Regions from separate parts of the Homo sapiens genome. Here region 2 is linked to region 1. Evidence: chromatin contacts called from ENCODE Hi-C or POLR2A ChIA-PET data. All regions are on one chromosome and are shown on one strand. Each heading gives the region's core, a stretch centred on a gene start or an enhancer-like site at or near the end of the contact. The rest is flanking DNA. Distances are from core to core; before and after follow the strand shown. Region 1 has its middle 36 kb from the start of CFAP300. Region 2 overlaps LOC102723838 (a long non-coding RNA gene).

Region 1 (7,039 bases), core at 2,224-4,723:
AAATATTTGGTTATTCCCCTTTCCTCAGTGTATTCCCACAGAAATGACCATAGGTCCCTTAAGACAACGACTGAGGGAATCTTTGCAGTATATATTTCTTGGGGGAATTGCAGGGTCCTTCTTCCTGGAGACCCGGCCATCTTATCATTTAATGGGTTTCAGTTTAAAAATAGGGGCCGGGCGCAGTGGCTCACGCCTGTAATCCCAGCACTTTAGGAGGCCGAGGCGGGTGGATCACGAGGTCAGGAGATCGAGACCATCCTGGCTAACACGGTGAAACCCCGTCTCTACTAAAAATACAAAAAATTAGCCGGGCGCTGTGGCGGGCGCCTGTAGTCCCAGCTACTCCGGGGGCGCTGAGGCGAGAGAATGGCGTGAACCCGGGAGGCGGAGCTTGCAGTGAGCTGAGATGGCGCCCACTGCACTCCAGCCTGGGCGACAGAGTGAGACTCCGTCTCAAAAAAAAAAAAAAAAAATTGGCTCAGGCCGGGTGCGGTGGCTCATGCCTGTAATCCCAGCACTTTGGGAGGCCGAGGTGGGCGAATCACTTGAGGTCAGGAGTTTGATACCAGCCTGGCCAACATGGTGAAACCTTGTGTCTATCAAAAATATAAAAAAGTAGCCGGGCATGGTGGCATGTGCCCGTAATCCCAGGTACTTAGGAGGCTGAGGCAGGAGAATCACTTGAACCCAGGAGGTGGAGGTTGTGGTGAGCCGAGATCGTGCCACTGCACTCCAGCCTGGGCGACAGAGCAAGACTCTGTCTTAAATAAAAAGGCTCAGGTCTGGAAACTGAGCAAGATATTATAATTTTTATTGGGACCACTGTCCTAAGCTACCTACTCCTCCATTCTTTACTTGTTTTGATTGTAGATGTTAAGTAGTACCCTTGTAGGGTGCCAACTTGTTTGGACCCTAGAAACTCCAAATTATATTCATCATTTCTACAACTGCCTGACAACCAAGCCCCCTCTGCTGCTTCTTTAACCTTGCTGGTTTTTAGAGTAACTGTGGCCCCTGGCTTCTGGCAGTTACCTGGTCTCTCTTACTCTGGGGGCTCATCATGCTCGCTACAATTAAGGAGCCCAGCTCTGTAATAGAGGAGGCTTGATCTCCTCTCATACCTTCAGTCCTGGCCTACAGAGCAGAGCCACCACTGAAGTTCTTCGTGATATCAGTGCCCCTCTCTCACTACTCCTTGTTAAGAGCTAGCATTTACTCCACCTGAGAAGACCCTACTGAGGCCTTTCCACCACAAGGCAGCCAGAAACCCCTCACAGTTACCCTCCGTCTGCTGACAAGCAGATAACTAGTGTTAAATCCCAGCCCAATACAGCTGGGGAAGTTCTAGGTCTGAAGGATCTGCAAGAAGGATCTGCAGGAAGAGGCAGCAGCATCACTGAGATCTTGTTGGTTCCTGCAGTCTCCTAATGGTAGGAGAGATAGGCACCGATTTGGGAATCCAGTGACCAGGAATTCTTGGGGCTACCCACCCAGATGTTTCAGGGCTCTGGTCTTTTTGTGACAGATCTGCCTTGCCTGATAAATGCCTCTGCAGCTCCTTATTCTAAGTCCTATGATTGCCCCGCAGCTGAGCTCTCTTCCACTGCAGGGTGATAAGGATCTCTTTGTAAGCAATACCACCGCAAGTGCATCCTGGCTCTCATACTTAACCTTTAGTTGTTAACTGCTCTCAGTTTCTCATCACTCTGAAGGTTTTCAATTCAACTTAGTAATAACTAGCTACTGTCTTTGCAGGTGTTAGTCCCACTGCATCTTTTAAATGCCTGGATTCTTGAATTGGCAAGCCTGTTTTTCTCAGGGAATGTTTCCCCAGGTCATCACCTGTGAAATAGTGGCAGTCGAGCCACTACCTTGAGCCAGGGACAATCTGTGACCCACTCTCCACTCAGCATGGGGTTTTCCTTGCCATTCAGTGATTCCATCCCCAATCTCCACCTTTTAGCCTGCTTTCTTGGACTGTTCCTGGTACCAACTATGTCAGTTAAGTTCCTCTGAAAAGCAGATCTCAAGATGGAATTAGAGGTGTATGAGATTTATTGGGAAGAAACACCTGTGAAGGATAAAGGTTATGATGTTATGATGTGTGTCTGACACATGTGAAAAGAGCATGGGAAGGAAGAAGTAGCTCTGAAAAAGGAAGTCTTGCCCAGGCCTATTGAGGCACCCATATGTAAAGACTATCCACCAGAGAAGTCCCTCACTGGTTAAGAATTGTCTGTTTCTGGGACACCCACAATTTTCCACAGTCTTCCACAATGTTCAGTCACTGGGAACAGTCTGCGGGGAGAAAGGCATTGATGTGAACACCATGGTGGATGCAGGAGGTACAGCAGGTAGGGGCTGTCAGCCAACAGTCTCTTTTGCGCAGGTTATCTCTTGAAAGGAAATCTGAGCGGTGCGTGTTCATAACTACCATAGCTATTGTAGCTTGATACAACGCCTGCTTTGCTGTAAATCAGGTTTATTTGCAAGAGTTTTTATTTATTTTTATATGTATTTTGATTTTTAATATGTACTTTATTGATTTTTATATGTATCTTGTGCCAGTACCACATTATCTTAATTATAAGAGCTTTTGCTGGGTGCCATGGCTCACGCCTGTAATCCCAACACTTTGGGAGGCTGAGGTTGATGGATCACTTGAGGCCAGAAGTTTGAGACCAGCCTGGCCAACATGGCAAAATGCTGTTTCCACTAAAAATACAAAAATTAGCCTGGCGTGGTGGTGCATGCCTATAATCCCAGCTACTTGGGTGGCTGAGGCAGGAAAATCACTCGAACCCGGGAGGTGGAGGTTGCAGTGAGCTGAGATAGTGCCACTGCACTCCAGCGTGGGTGACAGAGCAAGATTCTGTGTCAAAAAAAGGAGAGAAAAACAAAAAGTCTTGTTATTTGATAGGGCAAGTACCTCCACGTTAGTCTTCGGACACAGGTGTATCTGGGCTATTCTTGTTCTTTCCTCTTTCACATAAATTTTTAGATCATCTTGTCAAATTCCACAAACAGGCCTTGAGTGTTTTAGTTGGAATTGCATTGAATGTTTAATATCAATGGGAGGAACTGACATGATATTGAGTTTTCAAATCCAAGGATATGGTATATACATCCATTTATTTAAATCTTTTAAAATGTCTTTCAATATTTTAATCTTTTTTCCAGAAAAGGCTTGCATATCTTTTTAAAGATTCAGAGTTGGCATTTTAAATTTGGTTATTTTTGTAAATGGTATCTTTTAAAAAGTTACAAATTTTTTTTTTTGGTCGTTTCTTGCTGGTGTGCAGTCGTGCCTTTCAAAACGGACCTACCTTGAGGCAAAGGGGCCAGGACTTCATGCCCCACATCAACCAGGCATTGGATAAGGGCGGCCCTCAGGGACTGGGTGTGGCCCCGTGTGAGGAGTCTCTTGGCCTGCGGGAAATGCCTGGAGAGTGACTCAGCTGAGAGCTGTCAGCCGCCGACATTCCTGTCAGCTGGGGAAAGACTCCTCAGGTCCTGACGGGACTATCTCAGCAGCAAGCCCTCAGCAACCACTAAATGCCTTCTAATGGGTTAAAGAAATTCTCGTTTATTCATAGTTTTAAAGTTAAATGTTCCTGCTTTGGCAAAAGAAGGAGAGTGGTCCAGCTGTCTTGCATGACATTTGGATCTGGGGTTTAACTGTTTGTCTAACAGACTTCCAACTAATCATTACTGTTTCAGTCTTACCTTTACCCCCAGTTTGCAGAACTACCGGATGACTTTCAAACCTGGGCCTTTCTGGTTTTGCAGGAAAGACTGGCTTGCTTTAGGCTTCCCCTACTGCCAGCATAGGTTTTAGCTTTCTTTGATTATCTAAATCAGTTACCACTTCATCACCTGCTTTCTAACCTTCCAAGTTTTGGCGCTGTCTTCCCTTGTTTTCTCTTTGTCTTGTACTCCCTCCTTTTATTTTATTATTACTTACAACAATTGAGACATCTAGGGTATCTCTTTCTCTGTTTTTTTGAGACAGAGTCTCACTCTGTCGCCCAGGCTGTCGTGCAGTGGCGCGATCTCGGCTCACTGCAACCTCTGCCTTCCGGGTCCAACCGAATCTCCTGCCTCAGCCTCCCGAGTAGCTGGGATTACAGGTGCCTGACACCACGCCTGGATAATTTTTTTGTATTTTCAGTAGAGACGGGGTTTCACTAGGTTGGCCAGGCTGGTCTCAAACTCCTGACTTCAGGTGATCCGTCTGCCTCAGCCTCCCAAAGTGCTGAGATTACAGGCATGACCCACCGTGCCTGGCTGCTATCTGTCCTTTTTAATCCTTGTGATTTAAGTAGGGCTTCAGGAAAGAGCAGAGGTATAATAATGCTTCCAATTGCTCTCTTGCCTGAAAGCCCTGTTTGATTTGGAGATTTATGAAGTATGGGCAAAGCAGGCTGAGTTTGACACATGCTGTTTCTAATGCCTGAAATTACATCCTCTTCCATCCTTGCTTGTCTAACCCATCCTTCAGCCCTCACTTTGGTAGTCACATTTTCCAGAAAGCCTGCCTTCACAGCCCAAGTCCTGGATTAGATGGCCCTTCTAGGCAATCTCATTATAATCTGTGTTCACTCACACTTTGCTGTAATTGCCTGTTTGCCGGTCTTTAAGATCTCATAGGCTAAATGTTTTGATTAGTGGGATTGTATTTGATCTCTATTGGAGTCCCTGGTCCCAAGCATAGAGATGATTTAAGAGGTACTCAGTAAAGTTGTATTGAGTGAATACGTATTACATAGCTTTGAATTGATTTCTGATCAATGCAGTAACTTACAAAGTTCTCACTTTCTGCAAATATTTTTTTCATTCTTTCTTTGCTGGGCTGGAGAAACCAAAAAGGCAAAATACTAGTTTTATTTCCGTGGACATTGGAAGCTTTAACTAATGTCATTTAAAAAGTACTTGGATTTCATCTTTAATATGAAGAGTTAGATGGAGTGGCTGATGTATAAATTTCTTTCTTTAAAATTATTTGAAATTCTTGGAAAGTTTTCTACTTAATCTTTAAAAAAAGGCATTGTAAAAAATCTCTGGAAGAAAGGCATTATGACAACGACTGCATATACAATAAAATATGAGGATAAAATATTAAAAATGGAAAAGAGATTTTTAATGAGTTTTAGGTGTTCATAAATATTGTTTAGGTCATAATCCATTTTAGGAAATATAAGCAACATTGATAACTTTGGCAACCTTTTAATATAAATTAATTTAAAATTGCATATCATATTTACCATTCTGTAGAGCAATACTCTTAGTGCTTTCATACTTTGCAGTCAAAAGTGCCACTGTGCCTGGCCTGGATGGCAGGAAGATTGCTTGAGCCCAGGAGTTTGAGACTAGCCTGGGCAACATGGCAAGACCCCATCTCTTTAAAAAAATTAAAAAAAAAAAGGGCCATCCAATGGAACAAAACTCAGACTGATGTAACCTTTCCAAGATAAAGTTCTTGGAGAGTTTGTTTTGACTGATACTTATATACAGGAGATAACACAAAATTATACCTACTCATCTTCTGATTCTGAAGGTCCAGGCCTCCTTTTACGAATATTTGTAGATAAGGAATACCCTGGAAGATGCTTTTGTGACAAGCAAACTCATCCTCCAGTATAGAAAATCTGTTACAGGGTCTGTAATTCAGCTACACAGGACATCTGGAAAGGCAGACTTTGAGGGGCATTCTTTCTCTTTCATGTGTACACTTTTATCAAAGGAGACAATTTCATTTGCTTTTAATTTTTTTGGACTTCTCTGAAGTTACACATGCACAATGTAGATAGTGTGAAAAATATAAAAAAAAAGTATTAAGAAAAAATGAAAATCACCTGGAATCTGATTGCAGAGAAACCACTCCTGATATTTGATTGCATTAATTTCCTGGCTTTTCTTTCTTGATGTGTTTATTTCCTCCCATGGTTGAGACACTCTAAGTATAGCTCCAGGTCCCTCTCTTTCCACTTAGCAACGAATCATTGTTATTTCTTTAATTCATTAAATATTCTTTGAAAATATAATTTTAATGGCTGTGTAATAGTCATCATATAAATGTACCATAATTTAACAGTTTCCCTGTTTATCACCTTATAGAATGTTTTCTTATTTTTCCTATTATAGCAATAAGCTATATTTCATAACTTTATTGTAAGTCTTGTTATGACTGAGGAAATTCAGTCTGCAACTCTGAAGAATGAAAGTAAACACAGATTTGTAGTAGAGACTTTTTTGAGGTAATACATGTGAAATGTATGTAAGTTACTAATAGAAAAGATAATATATTTGGTAGGTATGATTAGTATTAGTGTATGGGGAATTTTATTTGTATTATTTATATTATCTGTATTGTTAAACTTAAGCAGCCTACTATTTCAGAAAACGTTAAATCATATCTACTTTCAGAATAAATTAAATCATAAACCATAGTCTATATGACATAGTTAATATATTAAACCAAGTGTTCTCAGAGAACACTCGTTGTCAAACTGGATGGCAAGCTATTAGTGGGTGAAGATATATTATTCCTTGTAACCAACATTTTTTTAAAATAAAATACAATAGAATATAAAAATATCAAAGGGCATGCCTTAGTTAAGTTTTCTTACTGGAAAGAGTGAAAGCTACTGGCATTGACTGATAGAAAAGTTTATTGTTTTATAACCACTAGAGGGCAGTCATTACATTAGTTTTAAAAAAGGCCAACTAACAGCTTAATACAAGTTGACCTAGTTTTACAACTGATTATGATAGACATAAAATTACATTTAAAAAGATTGTCGGGCTGTTAATGTACTGTTATTTGAGGACCTATTACATGGCACACATTGAGTTAGGGAGACATTGATGAATAAGACATGTTCTAGAATGCAGTGAGAAGGTAAGTGTGATATTACAAGGCAGTTATGCATGTCATTTGGGCTTATGTTTGCCTTTCCAGCCTCATATCCTGCCACTCCCCAACTTGCAACCTGAACTGCAATCATGCTGAGCTACTTGTAGTCACCTTGAACAT
Region 2 (7,039 bases), core at 1,209-3,708, 480 kb before region 1:
ATATTCAGATATTTCATCAACAATGAAGTCCTTATAAGTAAATCCAGAGAATTACAATTTGTTCTGAGAACCACACAGGGAATGTGATTTCACTATCATTCTTAGTCATTCAACAAGCATTCATTGAGCCAGGAACTTGGGGAATGAAGAAGGATACAAAGATAAAAAAAAAACACATAGATCCTGCCTTCAAGAATATCAAAGTCTGATGAATAACATGGCTATGTAAAAAATAACTATAACACATTTTGGCTGGGCGCAGTGTCTCACACCTGTAATCGCCGCACTTTGGGAGGCCAAGTGGGGGGGGGGCGGGTGAATCATTTGCGGTCAGGAGTTCGAGACCAGCCTGGCCAACATGGCAAAACCCCAACTCTACTAAAAATACAAAAATTAGCCAGGCGTGGTGGGGCACACCTGTAATCACAGATACTTGGGAGGCTGAGGCAGGAGAATTGCTTGAACCCAGGAGGCGGAAGTTGTAGTGAGCCGAGATTGCACCACCACTGCACTCCAGCCTGGGTGACAGAACAAGACTCCGTCTCAAAAAAAAAAAAAAACTATAATACATTTTCAGAGTTATAATAGATGATATACAATGTGAGAGGGAGAAAGTCCTAACACTGGGATTCTATAAGTTGATTTTTTGTTTGTTTGTTTGTTTGTTTGTTTGTTTTTTGAGACGGAGTTTCACTCTTGTTGCCCAGGCTGGAGTGCAATGGCGCGATCTCAGCTCACTGCAACCTCTGCCTCCCGGGTTCAAGCTATTCTCCTGCTTCAGCCTCCGGAGTAAGCTGGGATTACAGGCACGTGCCACCACACCCAGCTAATTTTGTATTTTTAGTAGAGGCGGGGTTTCTCCGTGTTAGTCAGGCTGGTCTGAAACTCCCAACCTCAGGTGATACGCCCACCTCAGCTTCCCAAAGTGCTGGGATTACAGGCGTGAGCCACCGCGCCCGGCGTGGGATTCTGTAAGTTGTTTTCGTGAGTTTCTAAGCTACATTCTATCAATTCTAGCATGCCGCACACAGGTCCAAAACTCCAGTTTGACATAAAGTGTTTGGGATAAGCAGAATCTTTCTAACAGGCTTGAGGACCTCCCCCCCCACCACCACAGCCTGGAAATACTTTATTTTCTTGTGAGATAGCCTAAGACTCTTCTTGCCTAATCTTTCTTCCTTCAGATTCCAGACCTGCATCAGAGTCTGAAAGCTCTCCCTACCTAGTCCACTCCTTCACCCGTTATCCTTCACAGGTGTTTCCCCAAAAACCTCTTTTATGTCGAATCCGATCCTCTTGGTATCAGCTTTTAGAGAACTTGAATTAACAGAAGGAGTGTCCAGTTATCGAACATTGCATAAAAAGAACCCTAAACCGTAGCTCAAAACAACAATCATTTTATTATGTCTCATGATTTGGTAGGCCAGGAGTTCAGGCAAGGCTGCCCTAGGTGATCCTTTTGTTCTGTGGGGCCGATGGGCTGGTTGGGAGGGGCTGGGATGGCTTCAATCACACGTCTGCTGCGTTGCTGGAGATAATTGGAAATCTGGGCTCAGCTGGGACTGTCAACCATACTGCCTGCTCATGGCATCTTCTCCACCATGGAGGCTGTATGACTTTTAAGATCTAGCCATAGAAGTCATATAACCTCACTTCTGCCATACTCTTCTGATAAAAGTAATCAGAAACACAACCAGAGTTAAAATGAGGCAATATACACCTCCTCCTTGAAGCCGGGAATGCCAAAGAATTTGCTGTTATGTTTCTAAATCGCCACATGAGGGCACCCTTTCTCTTATGAAACCACTAAGTTTCATCAACTTCAGGAGACTATCATTCAAACCAGAAGAGATGTATTAATTCTAACCAAAAGAATACTTGCTACCACAAAAATGCTGTATGGATCAGCAAACATACGTTCTAGTTTATACCCTCTTTTGTCATTACAGTTCAATTGTCAATGCCCCAATCAACAAAAAGGGAATTCAGATCTAGTGCTTTACACTCCAGATGACGTGAATCTAAAGACCATGACCCTGGTGACCACATTAGTTTCTTTAACGGTAAAGTCTGTATTTCCTACAAGTATAGAAGGCTGTCATGAAACGTAAACCCTGGCCACTGACTCTGATCATTTTTGGTGTGCGAAACTGTTACTCCTTTGGTTACTAGCAAGCATACAGAGGAGAGTAAATTGCACCTGAGCCTAACCTCCGACTAAGGGGCTGCTGTGACCTACTGTTGCCTTTTGGAACTTTAACTGGGGAGGTAAAAAACATGGAGTTATGATTACCAAAGGATAATGAGTTAAACTTCAAAGGAATAACTCAGTCTTATATCCCTGTCATCTTTTGCTGAGGCATCTTCATAAAGACTAAGCACGTTACGACCATGCAGCAGTGACTTTCCTTGGTTACAAAGCAAGAGTGGATTTGCCATCCTAGTCGTTGATAATGGTGAACATCAAGTTTGTTTTGTGTGCACGCATATGTGCTAAACATTCACTTGAAAGATACCTTGAGAACTACTTTGGCATAATACAAATGCATTTGACAGGCTTTTTTGTCTTGCCTCTCAAATTAGCAAATTTCCCTAGCCCTGAATAAAACCAAGCAACTACAGTATATAGAAAAATTTAGGAACCCTAAATAATGGATTGAAATTCTATTCAAACTTAACACCTAATTGTACTTTTTTAGTTATCAGTAACTAGACTATGTCATTCAGGGATCAATCTACCTCAAAGTAAATAGATTAAAATATCTTAATCTAAGAAATCATTCAGTTATAAAAGATATGATTAACCTAGCACTTTTTTTTCAAGTTTTTCCTCCTCTACCATAATTTTGATATGAAAAGTGGAGTTCTTGGCAGAAAAAGCAGAGTCTATGTCTGAATCATTCAGAGAAACAATGGTTAGCACAGTTTAGCACATAAAAGTTGTCCAACAAATATTTGTTGAAGCCAGGCGCTGTGACTCACGCCTGTAATTCCAGCACTTTGGTCAAGGTGGGTGGATCACTTAAAACCGGGAGTTTGAGACCAGCCTGGCCAACATAGCGAAACCCCATCTCTACTAAAAATACAAAAAATTAACTGGGTGTGGTGATGCACACCGGCGACAGAGTGAGACTCTGCCTCAAAAAATAAATAAATAAAATAAAATATTTGTTGAATGATCGGTTGAATGAATGAATGGATAAGTGGTATTTATTTGTGTTAACTTACTCAGTTAGGATTTTCATTTACACAGCTTCCAGAAGGTAGTGGTAGAAATTAAAAATAATAGGTAAGATAGAGGCTAATTTAAATTTGAAATAGCTATATGGTGTCTATTCAGCTTGTTAACGATTAATACTTAGATGTTAATTATAATTTACTTAGGACAGATTTCCTTTGAACTTCATTTCTTACGTGTCCATATCAGACAATTAGGTCTTTTTAGGTAAACCCCGATATTCTGGTTATCTTAATAACCATTACATCACCAACAATGATTAAAAGGTATTACCTTAATTACTTTCAGGCAAGGAATTTATCCACTTTGTTCAGCAGCAAGAAGGGCACATGACACAGAGTAAGCACCCGTTAAATACCTGTTGAATAAGGCACTTAATTATTAAACTCCATTTCTCAATGTGAGTACATAACAAAGAATGTGCAGCCATCCCTAATCCACCCTACATACCTACATTCTGATCACTACAGCAACCCTGAAAAGTAGGTATTATTTTATTCATTTCATAAATTAGGAAATTCTCACGGCTGGGATGTGACAGCACTTGCATTTGAAGCTATATTTGTATGTTTCCAAAGTCTTTTTAATTGCCTCCCCAGGCGCAGTGGCTCACGCCTGTAATCCCAACACTTTGGGAAGCCGAGGTGGGTGGATCACCTGAGGTCAGGAGTTCGAGACCAGCCTTACCAACATGGTGAAGCCCCATCTTTATTAAAAAAGAAAAAAAATACTAAAATAAATTAGCCTAAAAAATTAGGTGGTGGCAGGTGACTCTAATCCCAGCTACTCGGGAGGCTGAGGCAGGAGAATTGCTTGAACCCAGGAGGTGGAGGTTGCAGTGAGCCAAGATCGTGCCACTGCACTCCAGCCTGGGCAACAGAGCCAGATTCTGTCCCGAAAAAATAAAATAATAATAATAATTGCCTCTCCGATAAGATAATCTTAAGGACATATACATATAGAAAACAAAAACAAACAACAATTACTGGATATCTGACTTTGTGTCTGGACTTAGTCATTTGCCTCGTGATTGTCCCTGATAGCCATGTTCAGGGACAATCTATTTTCATATAGAATCATCCATCAGGGCCCCGTACTGCCTTTTGGCTCCAAATTCTGCCTCTTGGGGTTTTCCTATTAATTGTTGTCAACACAAAGACCAGACCACCATTCCCTATTCAGCCTGGGTTTCCTGTCTTTTCACAAACCAATCATTCAGCCACCAACAAATAACCAGTCCTTGGTTCTTTTTTTAGTAGAGACGAAACCACACTCGGCTAGTCCTTGGTTCTTTGAAGAAAGACTATGCTTACCTGAAATAACAACACAGAATTGAGCTCTAGGCAAATTTGTCCTCATAACCCAATCACTTTCTCTGATGTGTCCTCAGAAAATGCAAAATATTTTAATACTGGCCTGATGATCATAATTCTTCTCTACTCCAAAATCCTAAAGATATTCTATGTTTTATTTTTAGTTGTTGAGACAGGGTCTTGCTCTGTCACCCAGTCTGGAGTGCAGTGCAGCCTCACTGTTGCCTCAACTTCCCAGGCTCAAGTGATCTTCCCACCTCAGCCTCCTGAGTAGCTGGGACCACAGACACATGCCACAACACCCAACGAATTTTTGTATTTTCTGTAGAGACGGGGTCTTATTATGTTGCCCAGGTTGGTCTTGAACTCCTGAGCTCAAGCAATCCTCTCACCTAGCCTCCCAAAGTGCTAGGATTACAAGCATGGGCTACCATGCCCGACCTATATATTTTTTTCTAGCAGTTACAATCTTTCATATTTAAGTCCTTACTTATTTTTACATCTCTCCCTTAGGTAGGAATCTAATTTTTATTTTTCCATAAAAACTAATTTTTTCTCCAAAATAGACCAAATTCTCATGTGCCTGTTTCTGGGTTCTATTCTGGTCTATTCGTATGTTCCTGTACCAGTACCACATTGGTTTACCTACTACGGCTGAGTAATATGTTTAAATATCTGGTGGAAAGGGGCTGTCCCCTCTTTTTCTTTTTTTTTTTTTTCTGATTGTCTTAGGCAGGGGTTAGGGAATTAGGGTTCATGGGCCCAACCCTATTCACTAACTATTTTAGTAAGTTTTATTAAAACACCACTACTCTAATTTGCTTCTTTTGAACACTGCAACAGCCAAATTGGGTAGTTGCATCCAGCCACCAAAGATTAAAATGTTTAATATCCAGTCTTTTGTAGAAAAAGTTGACCAATCCCTGGTCTTAATTTACTCATGGACATGTATACTTTTACATGAATTTCAGAATCATTTTGTAAACATTCCCAGTTCCAAGTTATTGATTGTAAGGAACAGAAACTGATTCCAAATTAATACAGAAATGAATTTTATTGGGAAAGATATCAGAGAGCTCAAAAATCAGAAAGAAGATTAGAGAAACAGGCTCAGAAAATGGGCAGGAACCATGGGAGGCTTGACAACAGAGAAGGCTACACTGCTGCAGAGAGCCTGGTTAGGACACCACCAGGATGCTGCCACAGAGAATGTTCTTGCAAACCGTCCCTGCATCACCCTACCACTCACACAAGCTTCAGAGTTCCAGAAAGGAGAATGTTATGTCCAAGTTAGGATTACATACTCATATCCTAGTCTCCAGAGAGAAAGAAGGTTCTGATTCTTCTCCTACTTCCACAGAGAGAGGCAGGGCTCTGCCCTCTATCAAGACTTACTCAATGGAGGGTTCGTTCAAAATATGAGAAGGCACATTCTCCCTAAAGTAGCTATAATTTTGCTTGGAATTGTCCTAAATTGAGGGAAAATGGTTATCCTTAAATACTGCTGCCTCATTCATGAAGATGATTTTTCTGATTATTAATTCAGGTTTCTTTTTGCCCTTTGGTAGAGTTTCAAAATGTTCTTCTGTGGTAGTCTTGTGAGTTTTTGTCTATTAAGTCTTGATATTTTACCGGGATTTGGGATTGTTTTAGACAGTATCTTCTTTTCTATTATCTTTTTAATTTTATTATTTCTAGTACTGAAAAATGTTGCTGACTTTTGTATATTGATCTTGCAATCCCCAAGCTTCTTATTACTTCTAAGAGTTTATTGATTTACTTTAATTTTCTATGTAAATAGTCATAGCAGTCATAACACTTGGAAATGACAATTTTATTTCCTCCAATCCAATCGTTATATTTCTTAGTGTTCTATGTCATGTTATTACATTGGCCTGAGCCTCCAGTGTGAGGCAGAACATTATGATAGCCAGTATTCTTGAATTATCCCTAATTTTAAAGCAAACATTTTTCAAGATTTTCCAGGTAAACAGTAAATACCTTTTTATCACATTAAGGAAATTTCTTTCTGTTCCTAGTTTTCTGCTAATTTAAATTGTAAATAAATATAGCACCTTATGGAATGCTTTTTATGCTCTGTTGAAATGTTCTAGGTATTTCTTTCTTTGGTTTCTTAATATGGGAAATCACATTAATAAATTTTTCAAATGTAGAATTATCTCCTTGCGGTCCTAAGAATTAACTATAACTGGTCATGGTATGCTATATTTTTAAATCATGATATATTATTTTAGTAATTACCAAATTCAGTTACCTAATGCATATTAGTATTCTTGCATTTCTGTTCAGAAGTGAGAACTATCTGTAATCTACTTTATTGCACTACTCTTATCAAGTTTTGATATTAGGGTTATATTGGCTTCATAAAAGGAATTAGAAGTCTTTTTTTTTTTTTTTTGGCAGAGTCTCGCTCTGTTGCCCAGGCTGGAGTGCAGTGGCATGATCTCAGTTCATTGCAACCTCCACC

The links. Hi-C counts contacts between places; a loop is a spot of excess contacts on that map. ChIA-PET counts read pairs that join two places held with the same protein, here RNA polymerase II (POLR2A). Pooled maps may share reads with other maps.
Region 2: a map of mammary epithelial cell shows a loop between it and region 1 (4-fold over the local background). The contact joins two enhancer-like sites. A Hi-C loop is called at or near these places in 2 of 168 maps with a recorded cell type or tissue (HCT116 and mammary epithelial cell) and 4 of 50 pooled maps. POLR2A ChIA-PET finds 5 or more read pairs at or near these places in 1 of 52 experiments (WTC11).

The regions. Positions count from the first base shown.
Region 1 is chr11:102,007,690-102,014,728 of GRCh38, reverse strand. No RefSeq gene overlaps it. Among named protein-coding and RNA genes, the nearest start is that of CFAP300, 36 kb to the left of the region's middle. RefSeq lists enhancers at 2,607-3,806, 4,092-4,718. Within about 2 kb of position 3,473, at least 6 of the 41 ENCODE cell types and tissues checked have a DNase peak (open chromatin) inside an H3K27ac peak, as active enhancers do.
Region 2 is chr11:102,490,337-102,497,375 of GRCh38, reverse strand. LOC102723838 (a long non-coding RNA gene) reads right to left here. Exons shown (of 3, transcript NR_135076.1): 2 at 3,512-3,596. Among named protein-coding and RNA genes, the nearest start is that of MMP7, 37 kb to the left of the region's middle. Within about 2 kb of position 2,458, at least 2 of the 41 ENCODE cell types and tissues checked have a DNase peak (open chromatin) inside an H3K27ac peak, as active enhancers do.